2 separate regions of the Homo sapiens genome follow, and region 2 is linked to region 1. A link is a loop called in an ENCODE intact Hi-C map of the cell type or tissue named here. Cell type or tissue: gastrocnemius medialis. All regions are shown on one strand. Links, peaks and the distances in the headings refer to the core of each region. The heading gives the core; the rest is flanking DNA. Region 1 overlaps RAB37 (RAB37, member RAS oncogene family). Region 2 overlaps HID1 (HID1 domain containing).

Region 1 (2,902 bases), core at 202-2,701:
AGATCTGGGACACCGCTGGGCAGGAACGGTTCCGAAGCGTCACCCATGCTTATTACAGAGATGCTCAGGGTGAGTCCCTCGCACCCTCCAACCCCTACCCCAGCCCCTTGGTAGCATCCGTGCTGCTGCCTAAGTCCCCTCTGTGATCCTCTCCCCTCCAGCCTTGCTTCTGCTGTATGACATCACCAACAAATCTTCTTTCGACAACATCAGGGTAGGTCCTCCCTTCCCCTGACTCCCACCCATAAGCAGCCAAGGCAAGGTCTATGCAGGCTGGGGTTGCTTCCTGCCCTGTGGAAAGCGGGTGGAGCGTGGAGTCCTCCTGCCTTCTGAAAAACACCTACTTGTGACTCAGAAGTCATATCTGCTGCTTTGTATTTGGTGGCCATGTGGGCATGAAGGCCAAGCAGGCTGTTGTGACCCTGTGCCACCTGCATAGCCCTCACTGTGATTCACGAGTGTGTTTCGTGACAAAGTGTTCAGAACAGCCCCCACTCCACCCTGGATAATTATCCACAGAGACCAAGGGAAAAACACAACCAGAAAAGTCCACACATACATCCAGGGCAAGTTGCAAGAAAGTGACTCAGTCAGACAGAGTGAGTGGTTGTATCCTCACAACCAAACTATTATAGAGACAAAAATTTGATAAATTCAAGCACCAATTTTGTTCACGACATTGTATAGGTTTCATGAATCCCCTGACCTCAAGGACAGTTTGCTGATAAGCAAACTAGGAGAATAAAACGTTTATATAGAAAGAGGAAAATCCATGGCACTCATACTCCTACCTCCAACCCCATGCTCATGGCAGACATCACTAATCAATCACAGTACTTTTGATCACTGAAACCCTTATGTGGTCTTAGAATCTTTAACAGGACACTCCAAGAAATCACTGCTGACAGCCAACTGATTTGTGAGATAAGGTCTCCATGCATCTGGATCTTCCATAGAACTGATAGTTGCACAGCATAAAATGGTGAGGGTGGGGCCATTGTGGGTTGAGCCACCAAGGAAGGCCATCCAGGCCTGGATGGGCCAGAACAAAGGTACAGATGAGAGAACGCACAGGGTATCGTGTTCAAGGTAGTGAGTAACTGAGGATAGTCAAACGGAGCAGAAGAAGAAAGGGGCAGCAGGAGGAAGAGAATGCCAGTCTCGCACGCCCTCTCCCACAGGCCTGGCTCACTGAGATTCATGAGTATGCCCAGAGGGACGTGGTGATCATGCTGCTAGGCAACAAGGTGAGTGGCTCCGGGGCAGGGTCAGCCCAGCCCTGCACTTCCTCAGCCCTAGCCGGCCCCATAACCACCCAAGAACAGTTATCTAGGCATCCTTCCTGAAAAGGACTCTGCAGCCTCCAGCTCAGGGGTCAGACATATCTGGAGGCTTCTGCCCATCCCATCTGCCCCTTCCAGGGAAAGTCCAAGTTGTTGCCTGAGAAATCAAGGGGTGCCCAGTTCTCAGCCCCCATTAGAGCAGAGTGAACAGGGTCCCAGGTCAGGGGCTAAGAGTGCAAAGGGTTAGCCCCAACTGCTGTCCTATTCCAAGACCCTTTACCAAAGGTGAGATCCCAGAGCTGGGAGCTACACTGGGCAGAAACCCTGGCCCCAGGCCAATCACACCTGCCTGCAGTCCCTTGGGCCACCAGCAGAGGGCAGGCAACGCCTGCTTCTGGGGCAAAATATGGGCCCGCTGGGGCGGAGGCCTCCTTCCCCAGAGTGACCCATTTGGGCTTGACAGGCGGATATGAGCAGCGAAAGAGTGATCCGTTCCGAAGACGGAGAGACCTTGGCCAGGGTAAGTGATTGTCTGTGGGACAGGGTGAAGGGTGGGGGCAACCCGACGCTGGCCCTGAGGACACTCTCTCCCGGGCAGGAGTACGGTGTTCCCTTCCTGGAGACCAGCGCCAAGACTGGCATGAATGTGGAGTTAGCCTTTCTGGCCATCGCCAAGTGAGAGCTGGGCAGGGAAGGGAAGTGTGCGGGGCAGGGCGGCACACTCCAGGAATCCAGTAGGGCCCGGCCCCTGGCCCAGCCCCTGGACACACCTGCATTCTGCAGGCTGAGGTCCATTTGCTCTGGGAGCACTGGGCCACTGGGAGAGGGGAGGGGGCGGCTCAGCTCCTCACCCCAGCCCAGCCCAGCCCAGCCCAGCCCATTGTCTCTTCTTCAAGGGAACTGAAATACCGGGCCGGGCATCAGGCGGATGAGCCCAGCTTCCAGATCCGAGACTATGTAGAGTCCCAGAAGAAGCGCTCCAGCTGCTGCTCCTTCATGTGAATCCCAGGGGGCAGAGAGGAGGCTCTGGAGGCACACAGGATGCAGCCTTCCCCCTCCCAGGCCTGGCTTATTCCAAGAGGCTGAGCCAATGGGGAGAAAGATGGAGGACTCACTGCACAGCCGCTTCCTAGCAGGGAGCTATACTCCAACTCCTACTTGAGTTCCTGCGGTCTCCCCGCATCCACAGGGAGGGTAAAACACTTAGCTTTTATTTTAATAGTACATAATTTAATACCAAAAAAGGCGCCTGGATCCCCAAAAAACCGAGGCTGGGAGCTAGTGGCCCTTTTGCTTTCTAGGACTTGGGGGGCCGGCCCTCCCTCCTAAGCATAACAAAGGTGGTGTTGCTCCAGCTCAGCCCCAGGGGACACAGATGCACTTTGGGGGTGAGGGCAGGTAATGACTCCATCGCACCCTCAGTTCAGCTGGACAGAGGCTCAGGTGACCCCAGCCTTCACTGTCTCCCGCTCTCCAGGAGCTTATCTTCGCCCCATCTCCCAAATAAGTGGGCCCTTGTGCTGTGAGGAAGACCAAAGCCTCAGGGAAGATAAGAGATATGGAGATGGGAGGGGGAGGACAAGGGGCAGAGAGTAGGGTCTAGCTGGCTATCTCTGGCC
Region 2 (2,902 bases), core at 240-2,739, 210 kb after region 1:
GCCACCCCTAGCCACAACCATCCTCTCCAAAAGATGTTCACACTGAAGGCATTTTGCCCCAGCCCATGGCCACCTGCCTTGCTAGGTCCTGAACCCCAGGGAGCCTGGCTCCTTCTGCTTCCTCTCCCCAGCAGCTGTGTGCAGTCCTTGCTGGGTGGGGGTAGGGGCTGGACAGGGAGGACAAAGGCAGAAAGGGTGGGGCCTCCACATCCCCATACACTGTGACTCCAAATGTCCAAACCTGCACTGCCCAACACAGTGGACATCAGCCACGTGTGGCCATTTCGTGCTTGAAACACAGCTAGTCCTAACACGTGTGCTGCACATATGAAACACACAAGAGGCCAGACACAGTGGCTCACGCCTGTATAATCCCAGCACTTTGGGAGGCTGAGGCAGGAGGATCATTTGAGCTCAGGAGTTCAGGACAAGCCTGGGAAACATAGTGAGATCCCGTCACTATAATTAGAAATAAAATGAAATATGGCCGGGTGTGGTGGTTCACACCTGTAACCCCAGCGCTTTGGGAGGCCAAGGCAGGCAGATTGCTTGAGGCCAGGACTTCAAGACCAGCCTGGCCAACATGGCAAAACTCTGTCTCTACTAAAAATACAAAAAAAAAAAAAAAATTAGCCAGTTGTGGTGGCACATGCTGTGATCCCAGCTACTTGGGAGGCTGAGGCATGAGGATCACTTAACCTGGGAGGTTGCAGTGAATGGAGATTGTGCCACTGCACTCTAGCCTGAGCAACAGAGAGTGAGACTCTGTCTTAAAAATAAAAAATAAAATAAAATAAAATAAATAAATAAATAAAGTAAAAATGTTATCGGACTACCAGTGGCTCCCATAAACTGGGCTAACCTCCTTCAGATGTCAAAAAAAATTGTTAAATTTTTTTTTTTTAAAAAAAGGCCAGATGCAGTGGCTCATGCCTGTAATCCCAGCACTTTGGGAGGCTGAGGTGGGCATATCATCTGAGGTCAGGAGTTCGAGACCAGCCTGGACAACATGGCAAAACCCCGTCTCTACTAAAGATACAAAAATTAGCCAGGTGTGGTGGCACACGCCTGTAATCCCACCTACTCAGGAGGCTGAGGCATGAGAATTGCTTGAACCCAAGGGGCGGAGGTTGCAGTGAGCTGAGATGGTGCCACTGCACTCCAGCCTGGGCGACAAGACTGAGTGTGAGAAGGGAATATTAAATATCTCATTAGTAATTTTCATATTGGCTACATGTTGAGATGATGATAGATAAAACATATTATTCAATTGTTGTCACCCTTTTTTTTTAATGTGGCTACTATGAAGGGTACACAAGCTTGCGTTCTTTCTGTGGGCTGGAGGGGCTTGAAACCTGGAGCAAGTGGCAGGTTGGCCTGTGGCCTGACACCACCTGGTGGTGAGCGCGGGGAGTGCAAGCTCCGGGCCCCTACCGTTGACCACGATGGTGAGCAGGCAGTCGAAGAGGGGCTGCAACCGCTGGTGCCCGCTGGTGATGATCTTGTGGAACACCTGTGCCAGGAGGGACAGAGGCACCGTGGGGTCCCCGCTGCCTCCAGACTCAGCCAAGAGGACACCACCCCTGCACCTCCTGGGCCCGGCCGCACGAGCCCCCTCACCACAATGAGCAGGTCGGCGTGGGTCCCTGTGAAGACTGGGATGTCCATGGGCACGCGGATTGAGTAGGGTTTGTTCAGCCGCACCCCGAAGTTCCGCTCCCCGCTCAGAAGCAGCAAGATGAAGACACCAATGTGCATCAGGCCCACCCGAGCTGCGGCAGGTGGCGTGGGAGGGGTCACTCGGGTGGGAGGGGGAAGGAGGGGCCCAGGCAGTGACCATTTTGGAGGCCTCCCTCCTAGGAGGTCAGAGTGCCAGGCCTGAGCTCCTGGGAGTCAGGGCAGATAGCCAGCCCTCCACCTCGCCGCCAGGAAAGCCCCCAGCATCCCACCCCCACCCTGGTCTTACACTGATCGGCCCGGGCATCGTTGAGGAAGAAGAGGATGGGGACAAGGATGTCTAGGACGTCGCTGCTCTTCAGCACGAAGAAGAGGAATTTCTAGGGGTGCGGGGAGGGGCCAAGTGGGCTGAGTTCAAGGGAGGGGCAGCTCTGCCCCACCCCCCTCAGTCTGACACTGTCCCTGCCCCCGGGTTATTGGGGCAGCTGCTCTCCATCTCCCTGCAGGGCCCCTCGAGGCTGGCCCACCTTGTTGAAGTCGCAGAGCTTCCAGAAGAGAACTAGCAGCTCCTGGTGGAACTGGATCTTCTTGGTGGAGTTAGGCAGGTAGGTCTGGAGCAGGGGGTTGGACAGCAGCCGGGCTATACCCTTGAGGATGAACTGGAAGTCCTGGGGGCGAGGGCAGAGCAGGGGGCCTGTCCAGCCCAATCCCTGCAGCTCCAGTTTCCCAGCCCAGGCCCCCAACAAATCCCCCCCTCCATCCCCCAGAGCCAGATCCCACCTCCAGAGCCAGAGGGCCCAGATGCTATCACCCATAGCTGTCCTGGGGCGATGCCTCAGGAAGCGGAGTCCCTCATAGCTGTGGACAGCCCTGGCCCCTCCACTAGACTGCAGACTCTCTGTCCTTGGGCTGTGCGCCCCTTGAGCAAGGCTGCTGCTCTCAGTGAACTCCCACACATGCACACCCTCAACCTTGTCCCTGCCCACCTTGGACTCATGGTTGGCAGGTTCCATCCTTCTACCCCTCCCCAAAATACTCCCCCATCACCCCATCACAACTCGAGGAGCATTCCACTGTTCTGTCATTTACTGAGGCCTGCCACTAGCTGGGGTGAGAAGGCAGCTAGGGTCCTGTGTTTTAGCTGCAGAAGTTAGAACTCTGGGAGTTCAAGCACCTTCCCACCAAGATCACAAGACACATGAACTGGGACTGCTTGGCCTGAAGC

What was found. Hi-C counts contacts between places; a loop is a spot of excess contacts. Peaks named below come from ENCODE experiments on the same cell type or tissue, not always from the same donor. Only the 100,000 strongest peaks of a DNase experiment are listed, where the experiment ranks them.
Region 2: it touches region 1 in a loop (3-fold over the local background); 25 of 110 quality-filtered maps call a loop at or near these places.

The regions. Positions count from the first base shown.
Region 1 is chr17:74,743,127-74,746,028 of GRCh38, forward strand. RAB37 (RAB37, member RAS oncogene family) reads left to right here. Exons shown (of 9, transcript NM_001006638.3): 4 at 3-69; 5 at 162-214; 6 at 1,182-1,247; 7 at 1,747-1,803; 8 at 1,882-1,958; 9 at 2,180-2,902. The coding sequence ends at 2,285. SLC9A3R1-AS1 (SLC9A3R1 antisense RNA 1) reads right to left here. Exons shown (of 3, transcript NR_187307.1): 3 at 2,474-2,902. Among named protein-coding and RNA genes, the nearest start is that of MIR3615, 4.0 kb to the right of the region's middle. In gastrocnemius medialis, for the core only: CTCF peaks have their summits at 1,653 (motif pointing right) and 1,853; a DNase peak (open chromatin) is centred at 1,655; H3K4me3 peaks cover 325 bases; H3K27ac peaks cover 633 bases.
Region 2 is chr17:74,956,707-74,959,608 of GRCh38, forward strand. HID1 (HID1 domain containing) reads right to left here. Exons shown (of 19, transcript NM_030630.3): 9 at 2,205-2,345; 10 at 1,967-2,057; 11 at 1,621-1,772; 12 at 1,435-1,513. Among named protein-coding and RNA genes, the nearest start is that of HID1-AS1, 13 kb to the right of the region's middle. In gastrocnemius medialis, for the core only: CTCF peaks have their summits at 1,393 (motif pointing left) and 1,593; a DNase peak (open chromatin) is centred at 1,450.